Regions from separate parts of the Homo sapiens genome. Here regions 2, 3, 4 and 5 are each linked to region 1. Evidence: chromatin loops called from intact Hi-C (ENCODE). Cell type or tissue: heart left ventricle. All regions are shown on one strand. Region 1 overlaps PARP11-AS1 (PARP11 antisense RNA 1). Region 2 overlaps FERRY3 (FERRY endosomal RAB5 effector complex subunit 3). Region 3 overlaps GALNT8 (polypeptide N-acetylgalactosaminyltransferase 8). Region 4 overlaps LOC124900317 (a long non-coding RNA gene). Region 5 overlaps CCND2 (cyclin D2).

Region 1 (5,000 bases):
TTCTGCCCAGCAAATAAAGCAAATGTCTATGGATAGAACTTCAGTTCAGTTTGTGAGGGAGTAGGGGTGGTGCTTCTCTGGTTTAATAACGCCCTACAGATAACTAAGAGGCAGGACAGGGCATACACTGAGTTAAAAGCTAGGTGTCACTATTTCTTATACTCCAAAAGGCACTGTGTGGAGGGGTGTGTTTTAACACAACCATCACCAGCTCCAGCTTCTCAAGATCTCTGTCCTGTTTTCTCAAGACACAGCACTTTTATGCTGAAAACCATTGAAATGTAAAGCCATTGAACTTTAAATGGATGAGTTATACGTGAATTACACCTCAACAAAGCTGTTAAAACAATTACATAATTTTTGTAAATGTCAAGATCTTGGCTTTTACCTCCCCTGTTGACCTCCCTGCCTGACTTCCGTCCTCCCTCACATACCTTCAGGGGGCACAGAACCATACTCAGAAAGAGGATCACCATTCCAGAACCCCAAGCACTCCATCCAACATTACAACTTTGTTTTAACTCCAGGGATTACAGCAGTATGCCAAGGAAAATAAATGACTCTTTACCATTAGATCTTCAGTACCAATTTTCCTTATTAGAAAAAAAAAATCTAACTTTTTTTTTTTTTCTTTTTTTGAGATGGAGTCTCGCTCTGTCGCCCAGGCTGGAGTGCAGTGGCCCGATCTCGGCTCGGCTCACTGCAACCTCCACCTCCCGGGTTCACGCCATTCTTCTGCCTCAGCCTCCCGAGTAGCTGGGACTACAGGCACCCGCCACCATGCCTGGCTAACTTTTTTGTATTTTTAGTAGAGACGGGGTTTCACTGTGTTAGCCAGGATGGCTTCGATCTCCTGATCTCGTGATCCACCCGCCTCAGCCTCCCAAAGTGCTGGGATTAGAGGCGTGAGCCACCGCTCCCAGCTTCTAACATTATTTTTAATGTTAAAGCAAATGTGTATATTATGAAGCAGAAGGCAATATTCACTTACATAGGGCTTTTTAAAAATTTTTGAGACAGAGCCTCCCTCTGTCACCCAGGCTGGAGTGCAATGGCGTGATCTCGGCTCACTGCAACCTCCACCTCCTGGGTTTGAAGTAGGTTCTTGTGTGTGGTTAGCTGCTTTAAGCTGGAGTGGGAACAGTGTATGTCCTCTGCCAGTTGTGGAGACAGAGAGATTGAGATACACTGTCAGTGGCTAAAACAGGAGACTCAGGAACTGATCCAAGCTCAGTACCGCTATATTATGTGATATTGTGCATAACATCCCATTTTGGGGCCTCAGTTTCCCAACTAAAAAATGAGATGATTGAACCAGGTGATCTCCAAGGTTGCTGCCATCTCTCAAAGTCCATGATTTGGTGTCATACTGACACAAATCAGATTCTGGGCTCAGATTCATCAGCACCAAGATGCCCAGAGATGTAGGAAGCAAAAGATACAGTCCCTGTCTTTGTGGAATTTTTCATCTACTGAGGGAGACTATGAAGTGAATTTACAAACCATCCAAAGGACACAAGAGGCAAGAAGCAGCTGAGAATCATGAGTGATTAGAAATCTGGTGCAGATCACTCGCTTTGAGTCAACTGTGCAGCTAAACGACAAGGAGACTCTTACCCTGCCAACCCCTGCGCCCTTTGGGCCAGGATAACTTGACACAAAGGCACTTGCTGTTGACCTTGTGCGTGGCCCCAAATCACAGAGTAAGAAACTCTCAGAGCAGGAAAGGGATGTTAGCTATGAACAAATCCAAAACCCTCCATCTACATTCAGGATTTGGGATAATGCTCGCATCACACTTAGAGTATTTTTATTCGATAGAAGGTTCTTAACATTAACTCAAATCTTAAATAATCCTAAAATTGGAAGAGAAATATATCCTTCTCTTCAAAGCCCAATACATTAAATATGGAATGATTTTAAGACAAGTCTTATTATGACATAGGGTTGAACAAGATCTGCCTGGCAGCCACTTATTGAAAAGCATTGCTCTGAAAAAAATTAACTTCTACCCTTCATTGTAGGGTATTTATGCGTTTTCTTATGTCATCATTTCAGATCCTTTCCTGCTCCCGAAGCTACGGCAGAGCATTTCCGTAGGTCTCCAGTCACATGTCTTTGCTTTTCTGAACATACCAGGAGATCTATGAAAGTGAAACTAAAAGGAAATAGAAAGGAAAAACTGCTTCTGATCTCTCTCATCCAACTATTTCATTTTCATTTGTTCTAGGAGAATTTCTTCCAGCTCTAGCCTCCTGGATTTACGCATATTCTGGGGACTAGACTAAAAACCTCTACCTCTGGCAGGCATCTTGGGGAAGTCTTGCCTAGATGACATTTGACCTTTGGGGTTTCTTCCAATCCAGATATTCTAGGGTGCAGAAAGGAGTAGTGGTCCCTCACAGATCGCCCAAAATGGATTTTTTCCACCTAATTGGAAAATATGCTCATTTCTAACACAAGATGGCGCTGGGACACAGGCAAGAACGTTTCTGATTAAAACAAAACCAAATGAAACAAAACAAAACACAAAGCAAAACAATCCATGAGCACAAAAGTTCTAATAAGCCAGAGAATTATTTTGTTTCTGGACAAGACCAGCTTTTGTTGAGCACATTTTAGAACAGCTTTCTGGAGTAGCAATAATCTAATTGAGCTGCTTTACCCTAAATCAACCAAATGGTCAGGACTGAATTAAAGTAGTACAATGTATCCTTAGGAATAAAGTATTTAAAAAGAACTCTAAATCCCTTAACTACGCAGGGTCAAAACCAGAGATAAGTGGTCAGGGGACTTAGTTGAACACTATCATCAAAAGTGATGTCTTAAATTCTTACTCTGATATGGGATGGGGTCTTTACCAGTTGAATAATTCTGATATGAATTCAGTTGCCTTAATAAAATTATCTTTTTTTTTTTTTTTTCTTAGAGACAAGGTCTCACTATGTTACCCAGGCCGGTCTCAAACTCCTGGCCTCCCATAGTGCTGGGATTACAGGTGTAAAGCACCGTGCCCAGCCTCATTTAAAATTAAATGAGCTCTTCTACTTCATAATAGAGCAGATTGTTTTAACTTGTTTGCACTTATTTGAGGATTATTTGATGAAGCAATTGAGGAATAATTCACAATTTGAACTATAACCACCAAACAAGTTCTGTTAAGCTAACACCTAAGTTGAGTTTTAGTGTTGTTTTTTTGTTGTTGTTCTTTTGTTTTGTTTTGTTTTGTTTTTGAGACAGAGTATGGTTGTATCACCAAGGCTGGAGTGCAGTGGCATGGCTCACTGCAGCCTCAACGTCTGTGTTCAAGTGATCCTCCTGCCTTAGCCTCCCGAGTAGCTGGGACTATAGGTGTGCATCACCATGCCCAGCTAATTTTTTATTTTTTGCAGAGATGGGGTATCATTGTGTTACCCAAGCTAGTATCAATCTCCTGGGCTCAAGCGATCCACCTGCCTCATCCTCCCAAAGTGAGAATTTATTGGGAAAGGAACTTATTATCTGTCTTCCTCCTAACCCCCACAATAATCTCCTCCACATGAACAAGTGGTTGGCCAGTCTGTTTAGAATCTTGTAGTAACAGCAAACTGACCACTCAGGAGAAGCAGCCCATTCTATCTCTAGACGGTTCTAAGGTTAGAATAGTCTTCTTTAGATTAAGCCAAAGCATGGCTCTTTATAATTTGTGCTCATATATCTCCATTCTTCCTTTTAGAGGAATGCAGTATAACCTTCTTTTGTAATATGACTGCTCCTCAAATTTGTGATGATTTGGGCCTTCTCAGTCAAAAACAGCATCCGTTTCTGCAGTAATTTTTCATATGACATCTTTTCTAGCTCTATCTTGGATATCTTTCTTTGATTTATCTTAAAGTGTGTTCTGATCTCACAGCCAGTGGGCCTATGTTAGTTGCCTGGATTTAAGTAGTATGCTTCTATGAATGCAGCTGAAATTTGGTTAATTTTCTGCACAGTTATGTCACACCGTTTTCCCTTTAAAGCCCCCGGTCAACTAAAACTCCCAAGCCACTAATGTGGATGTAGCAAAATCTACCCGCCCTTACATAAACAGTTGACGTTTAGAATTAAAATGCAGACGTTACGCCCTGTGATACCATGAGGATTTCAGTTCATAGCTGTGGGCTGTTAAAATTACTTAGAGTAATTTCATTCAGACTCTGGTGCCAGACATACCTGGATCCAAAAGTTTGTTCCTCCCTCATAAGCTATGTCATCTTGGGCAGTTGACTTGATCTCTTAAAACATCAGCTTTCTTATCTCTAAAATGCAGATAATATTGCTACTTTTCTCATAGGGTGGTACAATTTATATGTGATGATTTCGTGCAAAAAGTATATTTAGCACAATTCATGGCACGAAGTAAGTTCTCAATAAGTGTTTATTGTTACTATTATTAGTATTAGCCCATCATCCTTCAAATCAACTATCCCTCCTTGTCCATGTCATAGGAATATCTGACAAGCATGTCCTCTAAGGCAGATAAAAATATTACTGTTAGGGAAATTTAAAAGACAGAATCTGCATGACTCGCCACCATAGTTTCCCTCAGGCTGGTCTACGAACTAATCAGCACCATGTAGGTATAATTCCTACCCTAGCCATGGTTGCACCCACTGGCTATCAGCCAGTTCATGTCTTATGGCAAGGTAATTATAAAAGTTCTTGTCAAAGGCCATGCTGAAAGAAAGTATGGTTTTGATGCCTCTTCTTTCTACCAATCTAATATCCTTATCAAAAAAGGAATAAATGAAGACATGTTTTGTTTCTGAGGTTTGGGGTTGGCTCTGAGTGATCTCTGCTTTTCTAAAGACTTACAAAGAGTCTATTTAATAATCTGTTCAGTTGATGGGTTAAAGTGGTGAAATTGTGGGTTATTTCCCCCTTCTTTCTATTATTATAATAATGTTTGTGGAGTAAATAGCCTTTTAAAATTCTGTTCTAGAATTCTGCCAGGGATAATTGTCAAGCTGACTGGCTTA
Region 2 (5,000 bases), 640 kb after region 1:
AGACATGAGACTGACATTATACAAATAAAATGCTATTTAAAAATATTTATAGCATACACTGGCATATGCTGGAAATAGGATTATTATACCGTACTCAGTATATTTCCAACTGAATATACTTTAGGATTTGAAAAATATTAATTCTCAAACATAACAGATACATAGCCAGGAAATAACATAGGTATGGTCAAGCTCTAAGGGAATATGTGAAATACAATTTATCTAGGCCAAGAGATGCCATACAAGTTATAATTTATGAGAAATCCTCCATGCTATTTCTGTACCTTCTACATGCTTCTGTTACTGCACATACCACTCTATGCAGTATTATTTTATTTATAGATCAGTCTCTCTTTCTAGAATATAAGCTCCATATAGGCAGGGGTTTTTTTTGTTTGTTTTTCTGCTTAGAGAGTGTTTGGCATTCAACCAATGTTTACTGCATGGAGTGGAAACTAAAGAAATAAAGATAGTATTTAAGTATTTAGGTGTATGTATCTAGAACATAAAACTAAAGTTCTATTTCAAACTAACCAATAACCATTGCCCCCCAAATAATCCACATAAAGCCTATAATGCAAAAGGTGGTAAAAGCACAGCATAAAATTGTCTTGAACTTTCACTAGCAAATTAAAAAGACATACAGCTAAAAGGTTTAACTTTGTAGTAAATATAAACATTACTAACAATGGACTACTATATGAATAAGAACAATACATAGTTAATACCTAAGGGAGCTGTTGTTGGGGTTTTTTAGGTCTTGGTGAAGTTTTATTACCCATTCTTGATACTCTTGTTTTTGGATGGCAGTTGATTGTTTTAATTCATTCGACCATTTATTTTCTAGGTCCTAAAAGAAACAGTATACCAACTGGTTAATTTTTTTAACAAAAACAAACAAACAAAAAAACAAAAGAAAATGCAACTGCATACCTAAAAGTCACTGTATTTCACTTACTTGCTGGGATTCAAAATGCTGAGCAGCCAGTGAATTTACATCTTGATCTGTCAGTGATTTTCCCAATTCCTGCATGACTTTTTCCATTTCAATACCTTGTCTAAAACACAAATAAACAAATCAGGGATATTCATCAAACTTTCAAGGTATATGATCCTTCAGATTCATCAAACAATCTCTATAAAGTGAAAATAAAAAATTTATTTTATAGAAATGTGTCCAGGAATGAGAATTGTAACTGGAAAGTACTTTAGAATCCTTGGAAATGGAGACTAGCCAATAACGATGATAGTGTCATATAATATCAACATCATTTGTGCAGCTAAATTTTCATCTAAATGTATTGCACAGACGAATGCAGTCAAAATCTAAGTTACCTTTCAATTACCATGGCTAATGTTAAAAACTCTGGACCCCTTTTCACCTGCAAATTTCCTCAAAGAAGAGGCTCTGCAATTTCAGCTTAAATGGATTTTCTATTTGTATATGAACTAAAGTGACTTCAACCTCTGAAAGTTAGTTTACATTATATCCAGAAGCAGACAATTAGATCCTGAGTCAAATTACTATTAAGTCATAAAATTTACAGAGAGACGTAAAATACAGTCTGAAGATGTTAGTCACACCTTCTGCATTTATCCAAAGAAATAATGTGCAAAAATTAAAAATGGTTTTTCCTACAGGAAAAATTAACCAATGGTGTTAGAAGTACAGATAATGGTTATTTATGAGGGAAAGGGTAAAGGACTAGAAGGGCATGAAAGAGGACTCTGTAATGCTGGAAATATTCTATTTCTTGATCTGGGCAATGGTTACATGGTCGTGCTTAATTTGTGAAAGTTTAATGAGCTGTACACCCACAGTTTGTTGCCTTTTCTGTGTGTATGTTATATTTTAATAAATAAGTTCACTTAAAAAATTGAAATTAAAGATTATCTTCTAATACAAATGTATGCAAAAAGTTTGTTCTAAAACAAATTTCTAACAAACTGGGAAAGAACAAAACACAGATATAAACTAAGAGGATTTTATCATCCTAGTTAATTCAGGTAAATTGCTCTTAAGAGTGAATTTTTGGCCAGGCGCGATGGCTCATGCCTGTACTCCCAGCACTTTGGGAGGCCGAGGTGGGCGGATCACCTGAGGTCAGGAGTTCAAGACCAGCCTGGCCAACGTGATGAAACTCCATCTCTACTAAAAATGCAAAAATTAGCTGGGCATGGTAGCGGGCGCCTGTAATCCCAGCTACTTGGGAGGCTGAGGTAGGAGAATTGCTTGAACCCAGGAGACTGAGGTTGCAGTGAGCTGAGATCGTGTCACTGTACTTCAGCCTGGGCAACAGAGCAAGACTCCATCTCAAAAAAAAAAAAAGGGTGAATTTATACTTATTTATAACACTGATTAAGATATATATATATGATAAATTAAATTCAAGCAAGTTACACATATATACATTTCTATATATACCTTCTGGTAGTAAATATTCAATATCACTTAAATCCCACTTAGTTCTAAGGCAGATGACTCCATTAACTTTTAATAACTATTATGGGTCAAATGAAAATTATGCTTGCAAGTGAGATTCTTATTTAGAAACAGAAATAACTGCTAACCATTTATAAATACAAACAGATATAAATATATATTACTATTTTACATTACACATGTTCCCTCTAGTGGATAAAAGGTATCATTGCCATTTTTAAAGTTTAAAGAAATATCTAGAATCTGGTTTGCTTAAAAAAAGAGCACATCTCTTGTGAAGAAAAAGACAGACAGAAATTCAACAAATAAAATTTCATGAACATTTATTTCATCCTAAATATGTCCAAAAGGCAACTAGCTAATCATATAGTTGATGATACAATATATTTTTTCTATGATTAAGATAGAAGAAAATTTTATTACGTCTCAGATGAAATACTAAATATAGCCTGGCTCAGTATGTGAGATGTGACAACTCTGGCAACCTATATATTATCTTGAAGATACTTTAAGAAAAAAAATCATTATAACTTGTATTATTGATGCTGTGCCGAGAAACTGTCTTTTAAAGATGTACAATGGCATTAAAATGAAATAAGAAAATGTGTCACTTCTGCTCATGAAATGGATAAATAAATTAAGCACCAAAATTTCGGGTCAACCTCCACAGACACTAGTGAATTTCAACTTACCTTAAGTCATACTGTTCACCTTTGCAATAAATATTACCTACCAGAGGAATACAGCTTATTTTTCTTTTTCAAGCTAGCGGTTTGGACAGGTTAAAAATAAATTACAAAACTTTTAAAACTAGATGAATTCAAGTATTATTTATATGTTTAGAAAGAAAAAAGAAGGCCAAACCCCATCAAGAAATATGGCCAAATATGATTTCAAACAATAAAATAAGTCAAAACAAACCTCTACTAAAAAACTATTCCATGAAAAAAAAAAGTATGAATACCAGTAAATGCAGGTAATTAGCACGTTAATTGAACTTCCCAAAAGATGAAGAATCATGTAGAACACAAATCTTCAGATTTAGAATAAGGAAGCATTATAGACTATTAATGGCTAGATATATAGTTTTCTAGGGGGTAGAGGCAGCAAACTATGCTGCAAGTTAGAGTCACTCAACAGCTCAATGAAAGTACTAGGAATGGAAGTATAGGGAGCCAAAATGGGAATTTATCAATATACCCAAAGAGGCAGAATGAGTATAGTCACAGAAAACCTGACGGCTAATAACAGATTCAGGATGACTTGAAGGTTATATTATTTGAAGGCCTAGGAGGAAAAATCAAACAAATGAAGTTCAACAGAAAGTAATTAATTAGTATTAGGTAATTCTACTTTTACGTATTTTTAAAAACCTAATTCTATATTTTGTTCTTCTTTTTAAACTATATTCACAATTTTATGGGCTACATAATAAAGAACTAGAAAAAAATTTTGTCTTCCCCAGGGAAATATGTTTCAACTATATACCTAGTGGCAACCACTCACTGCAGGTATCTCATCAAAAAGGAATAAACTGCCCCAATACAGCTGGTCAACAAACCAAACCTATAAACAGTGACAAATATCTCAAAACAGCATGTTCTTTTTGACAAAGAGATCATTCTAATATTTTACAAAGTATGAGAATAAGTGGTCCAGAGGAGTACAATTGTTATGAAAATTTACAAATCTATGCAATATAATAAATATGCTAATTTAGTACACAGAAGAGAGTATCCCTCAGGAACAATTATTAAATACATTTCCTTATTATTTTTCTGTACTTAAAATTTTCTTAACCATGACAATGCTCCAAAGATTATTCTCATCTTGCTAGCCTTACTGTATTCTAATGGGAAGCTAATGAGAACCAGGAACAAACCAGCACATCTTTTTAAATTTACTCCTTTGGGACTATTAAATCAGTTACACACACACACACACACACACACACACACACACACACACACAAACAAAAGTGATTTAGTCCTAATATACTCTCACAATCAAAGCAACACTAAAACTATTATCTTAATGGCATATACACCCAATGTCTTAAATAAGTGTTTTTAAGATAATAAATATTATTAGATTCTGCTAAATTACAATGGATTATCTAGAAGGACACATCCTGAATTCCTATCACAATTTATATAGAGTTACTAGAAAGCAGTCAGGGAAGCCACTTATTACTTTAAAATAAATAATGCTAGAAGTTTTTTACATACTCTGAAGAAAAGATAAATAATAAAAGCATTGTTTGTATACTGTGTTAAGTAATCCATACAGCAGGAATTCAAATCTAATTACAATTTCTTGGAACAATACTAGTGTTATTATTTTTTTCTAAGGTACTTGAGCGTACAAAATGAACTGAAAGAGCCATGGTCATAGTTAGAGCAGGGCAATACAGAGGTTCTGAATAGGGAGACAGAATGGTACAGTGGTTAACAGTTCTGAAGTCAGGTTTCCTGGTTTCAAATTCCAGCATGCCCTTGGACAAGTTACTTATTTAAGCAAAAACTTCTTCATCTGTAAAATGGAAATAATAGTAGGG
Region 3 (5,000 bases), 870 kb after region 1:
GAGACAGACAGACTTAAGTCAAAATCCTGCTTTGCCTCTTAAGAGTTTTTGTGCAACATACAAGCCCTCTAAGCCATACCTGCTGCATTAAGCACCTAGTATGGTGAGTGACATATGGTTTACACTCAATAAATGTTTAACGGTAAAAATGACAATAATAAGAATGTCAGGGTGGCATTGTAACAAACACTGACCCTGAGTTGTAATGCTGTCTCTGCTAAGTCACTGTGGACTAAGCTTCTATAAGATGACCTTTTTTCCCCCTCCAAGCCCTGAAATTCTGTGCTTGTGACAAGGTGATCTCTGATCCACTGTGGTGTCTGGAGGAACAAAGTAATTTCCCATCTAGAGTTTATTTCATTCCACTGTCTTTAATTTCTTTCTAACTGAAACTGATGACCCCATAGCCATGTACTGTACCCAGTAAGGACCCACTCAGGACTCCACATTTAATGTTAACAAATGAATTTTGAGTCTTTTCTGGGTTATACCTTAAGCCATAATCATTCTTTGGCAGAGAAAACTAACCTTTTTTGGATGGTGGTTGATGTGGTTAGGCTTTGTGTCCGCACTCATATCTCATCTTAAATTATAATCCCCATAATCCCCATGTGTCAAAGGAGAGACCAGGTGGAGGTCATTGGATCATGTCGGGGGGGTTTTCCCCAGGTGGTTCTCCTGATAGTGAGTGAGTTTTCACAAGATCTGATGGTTTTATAAGTGTTTGGTAGTTCCTCCTGCGTTCATTCTCCTTCCTGCTGCCTTGTGAAGAAGGTGCCTTGCTTCCCCTTTGCCTTCTGCCATGATTGTAATTTTCCTGAGGCTTCCCTAGCCATGCTGAATTGTGAGTCAATGAAACCTCTTTCCTATAAGTTACCCAGTCTCAGGCAGTTCTCTATGGCAGTGTGAAAACAGACAAATGCAGTGGTCTGATCAGTTTTCCCATTTGTGAAATGAAGAGAAGCATTTTGTTTAATGTACCTCATAAGAATGATGGTACAGTCACAATGTAATAATGAATTTGATATAATTTTATAAAGATATTAATTAGAATGCTCATTCAGCTTCTCTGACAGAGGCTAAAATAACAGAAGCTTCAACATGATAGAAATTAATTTCTCTTTCCTATAACAGTTTGAACATAAGCAGTTCAGGATTGATATGGCAGCTCTAGGGTGATAGGGGCCAAGACTTTTATTTGGTGGTCCTGCCACACTCAACACCATATTTGTATTCTAGCCAGTAGGAAGATAAAAGGGGGAAAGAGAGAGAGCAAGCTCTTTCTTTTTAAGAGCACTACCTGAAAGTTGTGTATATTATTTCTTTTCACATTCTGTTGGCCATTACCTAGTTACATGGCCACACCTGTGTGCAAAGGAGTCTGGGAAATATAGATTTTAGTTACTGGGTTATGTGCCCAGATGTTTCTTCTATCACTGTAGATATAGAGCAGAATCAGAATAGACACTGGGAGTACAGGTACTGTCTAACACAAAAAATATAAATGCAAAAATAATAACTTTATTTACGGTACTTAGCAAAGTCTTGAGGATGACCCTAGTTACACTGTGGCTAGGTTTTCTTACCTACCAGAGCTTTAGGTGAATTCCCCAATTCTTCAACTTAAGACCCAAAGCCCTCATTATTTCTGAGTTCCTGATGCTTTGTTCTCTCCTTCTGCACCTAGGCTGAGTCTCTCTGTTTTCATTCTCCCAAACACACACAGAACACTGCCATTTCAGTTTCTACAAGACATTCTTTCTTTTAATATTTTGTGATTTTTAAAATGGACTTTGCTTAAAATATAGGGTCATCCTTTTCCTTTTTTTTTGGATCAAGCAGTTCTGCCCATATCCAGCTTCTTGGTTTGTGTGAGACTATTTGCCTTTTAAAACATCTAAGTACTTATTAGGATTTTTCTCCAGTAGCAGATCTTGAACATCAGAGCTGCATGGAGTGCTTTATTCTGACATCTAGTGGCCATGACAGGGATGGTGCTCATCAATGTGTGTAAATGGAGATGATGGGTAGGAAAGGTTAAGAAGGGAGATGATGGGTAGGAAAGAAAAAACAGCATTTGTTGAGCACCTTGTATATTTCACACACTGTGCCAGAACTGAACATGTAACTTCCTGGGCTCACAATGCAGCTCTGTCATTTACTAGCTGGTAAACATGGGCAGGTTACTTAAAGGGAGATACCTGTATGGTGAGGACTAAATTTATGCAAAGTGTTAGGACAGCATATGGCACAAAGTAATATATTATTATCAGCAGAAGCTTAATGTCTCTGTGTGTGTGTGTGTGTGTGTGTGTGTGTGTGAGAGAGAGAGAGAGAGAGAGAGAGAGAGAGAGAGAGAGATGATGGAAGGAATTTGGCAAGTGGGAATAAATTTGGAGAGCAGAGTTTGAAAACTTTTGGGCAAAGCTAATTATGGGCATTACTTCATAAACGGCAATCTTTTTTTTTTTTTCTTTTGAGACAGAGTCTTGCTCTGTTTCCCAGGCTGGCGTGCAGTGGCGCAATCTAGGCTCATTGCAACCTCCACCTCCCAGGTTCAAGTGATTCTCCTGCCTCAGCTCCTGAGTAGCTGGAATTACAGGTGTGCACCACCACACCAGGCTAATTTTTGTATTTGTAGTAGAGACAGGGTTTCACCATGTTGGCCAGGCTGGTCTCAAATTCCTGACCTCAAGTGATCTGCCTGCCTCGGCCTCCCAAATTGCTGGGATTACAGGCATGAACCACCACACCTGGCCTCAGCAATCTTGACTTTTAACTTGAATTTAAGATTTCTTATGATAACAGTTAATTTTTCTCCCTGAATTCACGTGAGTTGAAAACCTCCATCAGCTAGGAAAATTGGAGTAAGGTAATATTTGGATTTTTGAATGTTTGGCTAGAGAGAATAATAATATCTGAGTGCAAGCTGGATGTAACCTCCACATGATTCTGGGGGCCAATGAGGAGAGCCAGAGAAGGATAATGAAAGAAAATGTGCACTTCAGGTTATCTCAGAGGCTGCCATAACTGATTCCTTGTTACATCATTTAATCCCAGTGAAAACCCAAATAGTGGCTGTGCCCTTATAGCAGATGAATAAGTTGAGGGTCAACTTATTCCATCATTGCACACCTGGCAGCTAGAGGCAAAACACTCTAGCTGCCAGGTGTGCAATGATGGAACCAGAATTTGAACATAGGTCAGTCTGATTTCAAAGCCTTGCTTTTTTTTCTTTTTTTTTTAGTCCATTGTTCTGGCAAATAGGGTGCAAAGGAAGGGGAATCTAGGGTTTTAAGAAGTGAAGAAAAGGATGAAAACAATTTGAAAGTCAGATAATGAGACTGACTACTCAGTTGGACACTCTTGATAAGTTAACTGAACCGCCGTGGCCTAAGCTACACACTGTTATCTCAGGTGCTCCCATTGGCATGAGCGTGGTAGGTTGCTAGCCACTGCTATGGGCTAATTACCTTCCAGAAACTGCATCTCACTTAGGCAACCGTGAAGAGAAGACACAGGAGACATCACGTCGATCCAATATGATTAAATAGTCCTATTAGCTACTGAGATGAACATAATATTTTCTAAGCTCAATATTAGAATGTGTGTTTTGATTAGTATGTTTTGTACCCATCAGGATGGTAAAAATGAGTATTTGTAATTGGGTCATAAGGCATTTGGTCAAGTTATGCAAATTAGTTATCTATTGCTGTATAACGATGTTATCACCAGCTTAGTGTTTTAAAGCAAGATGCATTCATTATTTCACAGTTTCTGCGGGTCAGAGGTCCATGCACAGTTTAGCTGGGTCTTCTGTAAGGCTGCCATCAAGGTGTCAGCCAGAGTTGGGTTCTCATCTGGGCTCCACTGGGGAAAGATCTGCTTTCAAGCTCACATTATTGTTGGCAGCATTCAGTTCCTTGAAGTCTTCCAGGCTGAGGAAGCATTCAGTTTTATGCTGGGTATCAGTTGGAAGCCACTCTTAATGTCTTCCCTTTTTATGTGTTAGCTGACAGCATGGCAGCTTCCTTCTTCAAAGCCAACAAAAGAGAGCATCTCTTGGCAAAATGGACCCTCCAATCTTATGCAGTGTATTCATGATCCATGTAATCAAGCACATCCTGCCATCCTTGCCATATTCTGTTGGTTAGAAGCAGGTCACAGGCCCACACTCAAGGGGAGGGGATCAGGCAAGGCTGTAGACACCAGGAGGAGGGATCATGGGGTCACTTTGGCGTCTGTCTGCCACATTGCCCTTTGTCTAGCATGCAGGCAGAGAAGGGGCATGAGGAACTTAGTGCAGTGAGAGTGGCTCAGGGCATGGTGCCTCTCAGGACATGGGCACTTTCCTTGGGGATAAGGGAGCAGAGGCAGCCCCTCCTTTGGTCCATGTAGGAGGACTTCCTGAAAGAAGTATGATTCAGGAGTTGTTTGAATGACAGAAGAGAAGCAGTTCAGTAGACTTCTAAGGAAAGATGATTTAGATAAGAAAGTTAGAGGAGGCAATATAAAGGCAGGAGTGGGAGGACTGAGCTTACATTCTTTAAAAACGGCTCTAAAATGTAGTCTTCTTGTGTCAATAAGCTATGCAATTCATTGGCTGTGAAGCACGGGTGATTTTTTGGTCTTCTTCTGCAGGTGTGGCAGTGTGGAGGGAAGGTCGAGATTTTGCCCTGTTCCCGGATTGCCCACCTAGAGAGACACCACAAGCCCTACGCCTTGGATCTCACCGCTGCCTTGAAGCGCAATGCTCTGCGAGTGGCCGAAATCTGGATGGATGAGCACAAACACATGGTCTACTTGGCCTGGAACATACCTCTCCAGGTGAGTCATGGAATTGAACAGCAGCACGGAAGAATGAAAGAGGAGGAGGTGGCGGTTATGTAATGGGGAGGGATAAAGCAAAAGTGCCATCGCAGCCCTAAAGAATTAGGGTAAGGTCCTGATGGTGTGATAATAATGGCTCTTAACATTTATGTAACAGTACAGTACTGCAT
Region 4 (5,000 bases), 220 kb after region 1:
TTATAGAAGTAATGCTGGGAAACCTTGTTCACGTAAATAAGTTTGGATGGAGTTTTATTATAGCAATATGATTTGGCTCTCTGAACTCTTTCCAAGTTCTAAGCCAAAAATAACATACTGCTCTATCATCAAGAATTATTTTTAATAATCTATCAGCTGACAACTCCATTAGGTCCTCTTCTGATATTGTTGAAAGCAAAGAATTGGAAAACATCTGACTTGCAAATATTTATTACCTAGTCTTTGTGGTCATTAAGTCCTCTTTTTCTGGGAAATCACCTAAAATACTTTATCAAGACTTATTAAATGATTGTTAATTATGCTTGTTATTCTTTCTCATAAAGACACCTTCTAATTTGATATACTTAAAAAGGGTTGGAGAAATTGAAATATCTTTCATTTCAATATAAGTTTACCAAAACTTTTTTGTACATTGATTTTATATTATCATATACTTTATTTTTATTGTGGAAATTTTAAGAGCTGAAAATTTAGCACATTCAGTTTATGGCACTTTAAGGTAATTGTTGAAGTGGGTCATAAAATTAATCACCCAGAGTAGACTTATTCTTTGTCCCCCACCAAAACACTTAGTTTTCATTTTTTTTTTCTTTTCTTTTTTTTTGAGACGGAGTCTCTCTCTGTTGCCAGGCTGGAGTGCAATGGCACTATCTCGGCTCACTGCAACCTCTGCCTCCCAGGTTCAAGTGAGTCTTCTGCCTCAACCTCCTGAGTAGCTGGGACTACAGGCATAAGCAATCACATCCAGCTAATTTTTGTATTTTTAGTAGAGACAGGGTTTCACCATGTTGGCCAGGATGGTCTTCATCTCTTGACCTCATGATCTGCCCGCCTCGGCCCCCCAAAATGCTGGGATTACAGGCATAAGTCACCGTGCTCGTCCAGTTTTCATTTTTCAAGCCAAATCAATGAGTTAATATATGTCCCCAAGACAAACATTCTGCATTCTAATTCTAAGATAGTAGACATACTAGATTAGATAGATAGATAGATGATAGATAGATAGACAGACAGACAGATAGATAGATAGATATTGATAGAGCATGAAGCTGTACCATGAATTTATCACCGGGATGAAATAATGTGCCACCACCCTCAATACTTCCTACCTTCACTAACCTTATTTTATTTTCATGAGATTTGCATGATGGCAATATGTTCTTTGATAATCCTTGGGGGAAGGATGAGGGGACTCATTAGACAAATATTGGTATCATATTTTTGCCTTACCACACAACCTATCTTGCCCTGTGTCTAATTCCATGCTTTGCCCGTCACAGACGTATGTATAAGACAGAGAGAGACACAAAACCTTAGAGATTTATGTTGCCTTCATTAATATTTTCAGTTGTCCTTTTTTGGATGCCATGGAAGTTTGTACACTTGGCCTAATGCACCATAGTAAGTAAGATTTGGGATGAGAGAGAGTTAACAGAATTTTTTCCTTTTGTAAAGTGGGAAAAGCGCTATTGAGAAAGGGCAGGCAGGACCAGAGAACCAGCCCGACCCCCCAGCTGCAGGTGCACTGTCTGCTAGATCAGTTCAGGGAAGGGCAGATACGGCATTCAGCATCTGGAAATGGAGTGCCTTGAAACAATTCATGCCCAAATACCCCCTGGGAAGTCTTCCTGTCTCTTCAGGGACACTCACACTCCAGGTTGTAAACGGTGGTTCTAATACCCCCTCCTTGCAAACCACACCTATAAATAGGTGTGTAGAGACATAGAACATGTTATGAGCTTCACCAAGACCTTCCGAGCCACCATTTCCCCACTGCTCGAACCCTGACCACGGAACATCTCACAATGTGCAGGCAGCACATACCGTGATCAGTGCCACAACTTAGACTTAGTGCAATGGTGAAATACTGAGAAAGAAAAACCAAAGTGCCTCCAGGAAGTAAACAGCCCATGACAAGAGGCCAGACAGACCACACATGAAACAGACGCACCACACATGAAATGTGCATAAGAATACAGTGGAGATATTTACGCTTCTTGTTAAAAAAGATGGGGCAGACAGCTAGAGGGGTGAAGGAACTGGAAATACGGGATCTCAGAGACTAGGGAGACTTCCTGGAGTTGCATTTGTTTTAGAGACTCCGAGAAGGGCACACATGAGATTTGATGGAGTAAGGAAGGCCAGTGTGCTGATACCGTTTTAAAACTTCCACAGCTGTCTTCTGGTAAATGAAAATGTCCTGAAGTCCTTTCCTCTCCAGAGCTAAGATGTGTTTTTGAGCCTGACTTCTATATTCAGTGATAGGAGAAAGAGAGGAAGAAAGGGAGAAAAAAGGGGACAAACTGGAATTTCTCAACTTCTGGACTAGTGGTAGTCAATTGAGTTAATTTATACTAAAGTGTTAATGACACACAACAGTTATACCCTCCAAAGATCCCCTGTAGCATAAAGGCTCTGTGAAATACTGTATATGTTGAGGAATCAAAGTAACAAAGCAATAATGTAAAAGGGAAATTAGGCAAAAGGAATGGGGGAGAGGACTGGTTCTCAGCATTCAAGCAACCCAATCGGGAAACCCCCTGCAATGACAAAACTTATCTAGCGCACCAATGGGGCCAGTAGATATCATCTGCCAGTAGATGGCGGTCTTCATACTAATTGACTCTTCACTGGAACAGCCCTTCTTTCTACCAGATATTTGTAGGGTTGGTTGGCTTATTGCAGAGGTGGAAAAGGAAGCTACCTCCGCAGTGTAAATTGGAGAGCCCTGCGTGAGAGCTCCCCCTGCTCAAAATTTACTCCCTCACAGACTCGGTCACTTATGTCTAAAAGTCCTATTTATTCAACCCTTTATGGAGGAGGGCAGATTGCTGACAAGAAGTGAAACTGGGGTTAGTCATTAACACTTTAGCAGGAACTAATTTGGTATATTAATTCAGGAAAGAAAGGAACTTTCCAGGCACTGGACACTTAATAGCCTTCTTTAAAAGAAAAAAAAAAAAAAAAAGAAGGTGCCCAGACACAGTGGCTCACACCTGTAATCCCAACACTTTGGGAGGCCAAGGCAGGAGGATCGCTTGAGCCCAGGAGCTCCAGACCAGCCCGGGTAACATAGCAAGACCCTGTCTCTACAAAAAGAAAATAAATTAGCTGGGTGTGGTGGCATGTGCCTGTGGTCCCAAGCTACTCGGGAGGCTGAGGCAGGAGGATCACTTGAACCCAGGAGATTGAGGCTGCAGTGAGCTATAATTGTGCCACTGCACTCCAGCCTGGACAACAGAGCAAGACCTGGTCTCAACAACAACAGAAAAAGTAAATAGAAGAAGTAGGCAGAAAAGAAATGGTAGGTTGCAATAGATGGGTTTTGGCTTGGGCCAGACCTGAACACTGTTTCCTTCAACTCCCATCCCACAATGGAGGACCGGGTCCCCTCAGGTTTGCCGAACAGACCATAAAGCTTGTTAACCTTGGCTGGGCGCCGAGGCAGGATAATCCTAATTTCTTGGCACTCCCTACACGGATGCCCATGGATCTCTTTGGCCCAGTACTTTCTTCATCCCTAGGATGGCCTGAGCAGTAAGGGGACATCGCAAAAGAGGAGTTATTCAGAAAGAGGCCAAGATGGTGAGAAGACCTGAAACTGGTGCAGTAGCTATCTGTCCCATGGTAAACTAGAGAAGAGAAGACACATATTCATCAAGGCACTGGCCTCTGACACCAATGGTTGTCATGTGGAACCTGCAAACCCAAAGAGAGAATCAGAAGTTAGAGAGAAATTGATCACTATGCAATGTAAGAACAACTTCACCTTCTGTCATCACCATCTGAAGACAGGCTGATGATGGTTACGGTAAAATAATAATCATCATGACAATAAATCACATTTATTTAACCATCCCTTGTGGCTAGGCGCTGTGTTCCACATGCCTGATTTCATTTGACAATTGCAACATTGCTGTGGAGTGGGTATTACTATGACCACCTTTTTACAGATGAGGAAACAGGCTGAGAAGAATTAAATAACATATTCAGTATGACCCTGAGCATTTAACCATGCCGCGAGGCTGCCTCCTTAGACAGAACGGGCTGCCCTGGGAGTCTACAAGTTCACAGTACAGAGGCATTGGAGCAGAGGCTAGGGACATCTGGCTGGGGTGCTGCAAAGGAGACTCATGGGATTCAATCATCTTAAAGGTCCTCCCAACTCCTAGGGCATACAGATCCACACACTCATTCAGCAAATATGCACAGAGTGCCAGGCTGTGTCCTAGGAACTAAGAAGATGATGTTATCGAAAGAAGGAGGAGGAAGAGAAGGGCACAGAGGAGGAGAGAGGAAAGAAAGGGGGAAGAGAGAAAGGAGGAAGAGGAGGAGAATGGGAACAGCAACTAAAAATTTTTAAAAACAATTTTTTTAAAAAATTCACATCACTATTAATATAATAGGGGCTACTTTACAGAAGTGAAAAAAATGCTATGAAAAAAATATAGTGGGGCATATAACCTAATCTGAAGAACCCAGGAAACTTTCTTCAAACTAGAAGGGAAGTGACATTTTTCTTTTTTTTTCAGCATCCAATTTTTTTTTTTTTAATTTTTAGTAGAGACATAGAGACGAGGTCTTGCTATGTTGCCCAGGCTGATCTCAAACTTCTGACCTCAAGTGATACTCTCACCCCAGCATACCAAAGTGCTGAGATTACTGGAATGAACCATTGCCTCTGGTCCTAAAATATTTAAATAAGAGAGGATGACCCAGGGTTAGTTTTTTTTTAGCTGGGGCTGGCCCTTGGGGTGGACATAGGGTTTGGTGTGGCTGTGTGGGGTTCCCCAGGCCTGGCCGAAATGCCTGTACACCTTGGCCCTTGTAAGTATGGGAGAGCAGGCTGAAGCCACAGGCCTTGGGAAGGCCAGGGCCAGCTGGGCAAAGGTGAGGGTTTTGCCCAGGCTTGAGGATGCGGCTGTAGATCTGCTGCTCACATGCAATGCACACACCTTGAGTTTGGGCACCTCCAGCAC
Region 5 (5,000 bases), 400 kb after region 1:
TCTTGCGCAAGCTGCCCCAGCAGCGGGAGAAGCTGTCTCTGATCCGCAAGCATGCTCAGACCTTCATTGCTCTGTGTGCCACCGGTAAGATGAGGCTTGAGCCGGGGAGGGAGATGGGGGAGCTCTTTTGGGAGATGTCCGGGGAGAGGCAAAAGGCCGTAGGAACTTTCATTTTAGTTCAGGAGTTTGGAGGAGGGGTGGTCTTGAGTAGTCTAAAGTCTGAAGTTTCATTCCTGGGTTGCTTTTTCTTTATCTGAGCTTTATATATTCGCTTTCTCTGCTAAACTCATAAATGGTTTATGAGGACAGGTGTGGTTAAGGCAAAAAAAATTAGTGCCTGTTAAAATATTCTTTATGATGGCTAAAGTGCTCTTTGAAGATTACATATACTGCTCACTGGTTGTGTTCAAATCTTTAATCTTTTAAGGAAAAGGATGGCTTGGAGATAAGCCCAAGAGGAAATCTCGAGGGGGATGGGGGCAAATACAGGTTAAAGGAACAACGTCAAGATAAATATGCTGCCTGCCTTGATTAGTGGTAAGGGAGACCAAAGAAATTCTTTTTTTTTTTTTTTTACTGTAGGGCATTTATGGCCTTCTAGCTGTTTGCTTCTCTAGCTGTTTGCCCCACTGGGCGCGGGAGGGAACCTGGTTGGCTTTCGGTGAGGCTTTACTTTCTGAGCGCTGGGTTCTGATGCCCTCAGTTCATGTGGAGGTGTTTTGATTTTGGCCGCAGCCTTTAACGTTGCAATTCCGCCTACCACGTGGATCCCACAATTGATACATCATTCCTACTGGCCCATTTGTTTTGTAGTTTCCTAATAAACCAAAGGCAGTGGTTTGCTGTTGTCTTATTAAACAGCCTTGGCCAGTGTCTACTGGTTTTTTGTTTTTTTTTTTCTTGGTAGTGGCCATGGCAGAGACCCTGGAACCTTACTCATCCAAGGGAGAGATGTCAGGAGTTCATGTTTTGACAATCAGAAACCTTAGGTAAAAAGCTGATCACTTGGGAAGACCTTTCGGTGTGCTTCACCTCAAATTTGCCAAGAGTAGTTAAATCGCTAGGTGGACTCACGTGGTAACTTTTTTCAGGATGTTGTTACATGTTACTGGTGAGTTCTACGGAACGGATGATTATATAACGTACGATGTAGTGCATATGCCCTGTGCTCACAGTCAAAAAGTCAGGCTTTGCTGCATATCAGTGAGTGACCTTTAATTGGCTGCTTAACCTCTCTGAACCCGAGCTTCTTCATCTCCAAAACAAGCCTATTGATACATCATCCTACAGCCTTTTCAGAGCAGCTAGGAAAATTAAAATCAGAAAGAGGTGATGCACGTGGACGTGCTTTGTAAACCGAAGTGTAGGTTGGACCTTCACTAATTGTGAAAATGCTACCATCTCCGATTTTCACCCTGATTTTAACTGTTCCGACTAAAGTGGATATGATGGCTTTCCTTTTCTGGCTGCCCTTACGTGTTTCTAGCAGGACCTGTGTGTTCTGCACTTGCAGGCTTGAGTGTGGAGTCCTCCCGGCCCCCTGCCTGTTCATCTAGGGCACAGGTTTCCCCTTGCTGGTTTTCTGTAGTCCTGTTCTCCTGGATGCAGGCCAGGCCTCATGGCGTGCACATGCGCCCTGTGCCCCTTGGTGGGAGAGTCCGTTATCCTTCCTGCAGCCCTGGGGGCGGTTCTTAGGACCCCTGTGGACCCCTGCTGCCTTTTGGATAGTGGTCACTCTGGCTTCCTTCCCTTCTGCTGTCTGGCCCGGGCCCGAGAGGTCAGTCCTCCAGTGACCTGTCATTTTGTCTCCCAGGCTCGGCTGTCTCCTTCCTCTCTCATCATGATTCACTGTGGGGGAGGGGTCAGCCAGTTCTTTCTCTCTGGCCCAAGGACAGCTGACCCCCGACCCTAAACTCCCCCACTGCCCAGCTGTTGATAGCCAGAGCTCTGCTCAACACTGTCTCTTGACTAACAGATCTTTTGGGGTCTAACTGCCCCTTCCTCCTCTCTGATCTCTGATTGGGGTAGGGGTGCTGGGTGGAGTTACCGGGGTGTGGGCAGATCCCCAGATTCCGTCTAGACCCATTCTCGAAAACCGGGGATCCCATCCCCCACCCGTGGCCTTCTTGCCCAGATCTTTGGGCTGGCTGCCAGCTCCGGGGCCAGAGTAGGGAGCCTGGGATTCAGAGACTGAGGACAGAGGCCCAGAGGGATACAGAGGCAGTTATAAAGACTGTGTTTTGGGGGCCTTGAACTAGCTTTGGTCAGGGACTAGGAAAGGACACCCCCAAACCACATGAAAATGGTGTGCTAGGCACTAAGCCTCAGGCGTTGACAGGGCAGAGCACAGGTAGGTCCTCGGCAGTTTCCTGGGTCTGGAAAGGAGGGGCCTGTATCGAAAGAAGTTGCTTTCCCTCATCTGCACTTGGGTTTGTGCAACTGACTGAGTCACATAGAATCCTGGCTGCGTGGAGTTTTACAACAGTCGGCCTCACAGTACAAACACCGAAGGCCGCTTTTCTTGAAGGAAACACCTTCCATGGAGAGGCGATTGTGCATTGTGGGGCCAGGGTGTGATGAATGGGCAAGGACCCAGGACTCTGGCCAGTAGCGGGCACAGAGTGACTGAGAGGCAGAGGTAGGAGATGCAGATTCCCCAACCCGAGCTGTTGCCCTCACCTGCTCCTCAAATCGCACACTTCCCTCCTTTTCTCGCAGTCCTGGATGTTCCGTCCTGGAGCTGATGAAACACCTGCGGCCAGGGTCTCGGAGGTCCACAGTGGGTGGAGGGTGGGGGTCCCGAGAGATGGCCGCCAACCCTCAGGCCGTGCAGCTATTTGATGGGAAAAGCTGGTTGTGAAAGAGCTGGCAGTGGTTCTGCAGTGTGTGGGGAGCGTATTTGTGTGTGAAAGGGGAAGGGAGAGCAGGAGAACATAGAGGGGCCGCGTAAGTGTGGCGAAGTGGCGGTCTTGCTTTATGGGGCTCTGGATTAAGATGGTGGCAAGGCGGAGAGGAGCCCTCCTTCCTTCCCTGCTCAGCCTAAAATGGCTTCTGGAAGAGCAAGGGCCGCAAGCTGCTGGTATCCCTCTGCAGCAGGTCCTGGGCAGTGCAGGCATGGGTGGGTTGGGCGGGGGATCTTCCTGACTACAGCTCCTAGCATTCCTGTTCCTGGAGTTTCCAAAACTGGGGAAGCAGAACTGAGCCATAGCTTCCCTGGTTGCCGCTCTGCTGATAGAACACCCAGGTCTGCAAGCGAGGAAAGAAGGCCATTGGAGATGACCTGGGTTCGCACTCTGGCACTGGGAGATTGTTGAGATGTGATACCATGCTCGGTGGATGATTCCAGTTAGTCTAGCAGAGCCAATGGCATTGAGTTTACACCTGGCACCGGGTAGGGGGAGGTGCTCACCCTCCCTCTCCAGGCACCCACATCCCCTCTTTCTTCACTAGAAGCCCACCCTAAGATGCTGCACCTTGGTATTTGTGCCACACACGGTAGCCACCCCCAGGCCTCCCCACGCCAAGGCCAGAGCCCCATTGTTGACTAGAACCCATTGTGCTGTCCTAGCCCCTTCCCTGGCTTTACCTACAGGTGTTCCCTCAGATTCCATCGCCAAGTGAGAGGGAGACAGTGGTGGCCCAGAGAAGTTCGATGACTTGGCCCTTGATCTAGAGTGGGAGATTTCGCCTTGATGGGTGCTGGGAAGGAAGAATGGAAACCCGTCTTTCCATCTGCAAGTCTCTGAGCTACCCCTGAAGCCGCGAGGTCATGGGACTGAGGGGGAGTCGTTAGCATGCCCTGTGGGGACAAGCAGCCAGGCAGTGTGGTGCTTGCCATCGCTCTTCCCTCTGGCTGTAAGATGAATGGGTAGCAGGCTGCTCATCGCCCTCCAACCAGCCCCCTCCCCAGCTCCTCCCAGCAGGCCTTGCAGTTGCATGGGCATTCCCTTGCCATGGCAGCCCTGCCCCACAAGGACAGGGTATGCTGGTCCTCTTATGGGGGTGGCAGATGAGGTGCGTGCCCAGTGACGTCCCTGGCCTGTGAACACTCTGGTTCTGGCCCTTTGAACTTCCACCTGACTGCAGGTTGGAGAAGAGAGATGGGGAAAGCCTGACCTGGCCTTCCCTTTCTTCTTCAGCGTCAGAGTGCGTATCTCTCTCCCCCTATTGGTGAACAGAAGCAAAGCCATCACCCCTGCACCCCAAGACCTCGGCCACCATAGCCAAAATGATGGGTGCTAAATGTACTGGGCAGGACCATGTATTCCGTGGTTTTAAACTTACTTAGCTCTGAACTCTTTATTTGGTAAAATCCTACCAAGAAGTGCAGATACCAAGTTGATGAAATGGAGCACTTCTCAGGGCCCATGCCCAGGTGAGGGAGCCCAGCGGGACCCCCAGAGGCTCCCAGGGCATCCTTGGGAGGATAAGCCTTTTGTGCTTGCTGGTGCCGGGGCTGCGGCTGGGACCCAATTCCTTTGATTCCTGAGCCAGAGCGCCACCTTTGGGGCTCTTCTCCCACTTCCGACGTGAAAGGCTGCCCTGTCCTCCTGAGTGGTATATGGGAGGTGACTTTGAGGAGCTGGTCAGCTTCCAGTAAGTTACGAAGAGCTCTGCATCCAGAGTCTCAAAGTCTCATCCGGATCCCAGGCCCAACACTCACAGTGAGTGACATCAGCCAGATCACTTCATCTCCCAAGACTTCATTGATTCACCTGTAAAAGGAGATGTTTGAAACAGATGAATTTCAAGCTCCTTTTTATTAATACCTCACCATCATCACCGCCGTCATAAGCAAGCATGCAGCCCACAGCAGAGCTGCCCCTGGCGCCTGTGGGTCCAGCTGGGATTCCCCTAAGGTGTGTCCTTTGCCTCCACCATTTTGCCAGGAGGGAGGCGGGAATGTCGGGTGTTCCTGGTTATCTGGGCATCGTTCCTTGGCTCGGGTGAACTGCATCTCAATGAATTGTGGAATGTGCTGGGTTAGAGTTGCCAACTTC

Evidence for each region. Hi-C counts contacts between places; a loop is a spot of excess contacts. Peaks named below come from ENCODE experiments on the same cell type or tissue, not always from the same donor. Only the 100,000 strongest peaks of a DNase experiment are listed, where the experiment ranks them.
Region 2: it touches region 1 in a loop (3-fold over the local background); 39 of 110 quality-filtered maps call a loop at or near these places.
Region 3: it touches region 1 in a loop (8-fold over the local background); 3 of 110 quality-filtered maps call a loop at or near these places.
Region 4: a loop joins it to region 1, with 2.8 times the contacts of the local background. A loop is called at or near these places in 16 of 110 quality-filtered maps.
Region 5: it touches region 1 in a loop (4-fold over the local background); 94 of 110 quality-filtered maps call a loop at or near these places.

Annotation. Positions count from the first base shown.
Region 1 is chr12:3,883,224-3,888,223 of GRCh38, forward strand. All of the region lies in intron 1 of PARP11-AS1 (PARP11 antisense RNA 1), which reads left to right. Among named protein-coding and RNA genes, the nearest start is that of PARP11, 12 kb to the left of the region's middle. In heart left ventricle, CTCF peaks have their summits at 132 and 2,454 (motif pointing right); no DNase peak of the experiment used is centred here; H3K4me3 peaks cover 937 bases; H3K27ac peaks cover 712 bases.
Region 2 is chr12:4,524,526-4,529,525 of GRCh38, forward strand. It overlaps FERRY3 (FERRY endosomal RAB5 effector complex subunit 3), which reads right to left. Exons shown (of 14, transcript NM_020374.4): 5 at 959-1,058; 6 at 729-850. Among named protein-coding and RNA genes, the nearest start is that of FERRY3, 11 kb to the right of the region's middle. In heart left ventricle, a CTCF peak has its summit at 2,638 (motif pointing left); no DNase peak of the experiment used is centred here.
Region 3 is chr12:4,756,317-4,761,316 of GRCh38, forward strand. It overlaps GALNT8 (polypeptide N-acetylgalactosaminyltransferase 8), which reads left to right. Exons shown (of 11, transcript NM_017417.2): 7 at 4,642-4,827. Among named protein-coding and RNA genes, the nearest start is that of GALNT8, 38 kb to the left of the region's middle. RefSeq lists a silencer at 1,827-2,121. In heart left ventricle, a CTCF peak has its summit at 1,986 (motif pointing left); no DNase peak of the experiment used is centred here.
Region 4 is chr12:4,104,946-4,109,945 of GRCh38, forward strand. It overlaps LOC124900317 (a long non-coding RNA gene), which reads right to left. Exons shown (of 4, transcript XR_007063173.1): 3 at 4,977-5,000; 4 at 1-3,720. It also overlaps the pseudogene RPL18P9. Among named protein-coding and RNA genes, the nearest start is that of LINC03141, 96 kb to the left of the region's middle. RefSeq lists enhancers at 2,438-2,732, 2,820-2,879. In heart left ventricle, a CTCF peak has its summit at 2,618 (motif pointing right); no DNase peak of the experiment used is centred here; H3K27ac peaks cover 9 bases.
Region 5 is chr12:4,278,836-4,283,835 of GRCh38, forward strand. CCND2 (cyclin D2) reads left to right here. Exons shown (of 5, transcript NM_001759.4): 3 at 1-84. Among named protein-coding and RNA genes, the nearest start is that of CCND2-AS1, 5.2 kb to the left of the region's middle. RefSeq lists a silencer at 1-188 and an enhancer at 1,370-2,327. In heart left ventricle, no CTCF peak of the experiment used is centred here; DNase peaks (open chromatin) are centred at 6, 1,676 and 2,126; H3K4me3 peaks cover 1,393 bases; H3K27ac peaks cover 2,856 bases.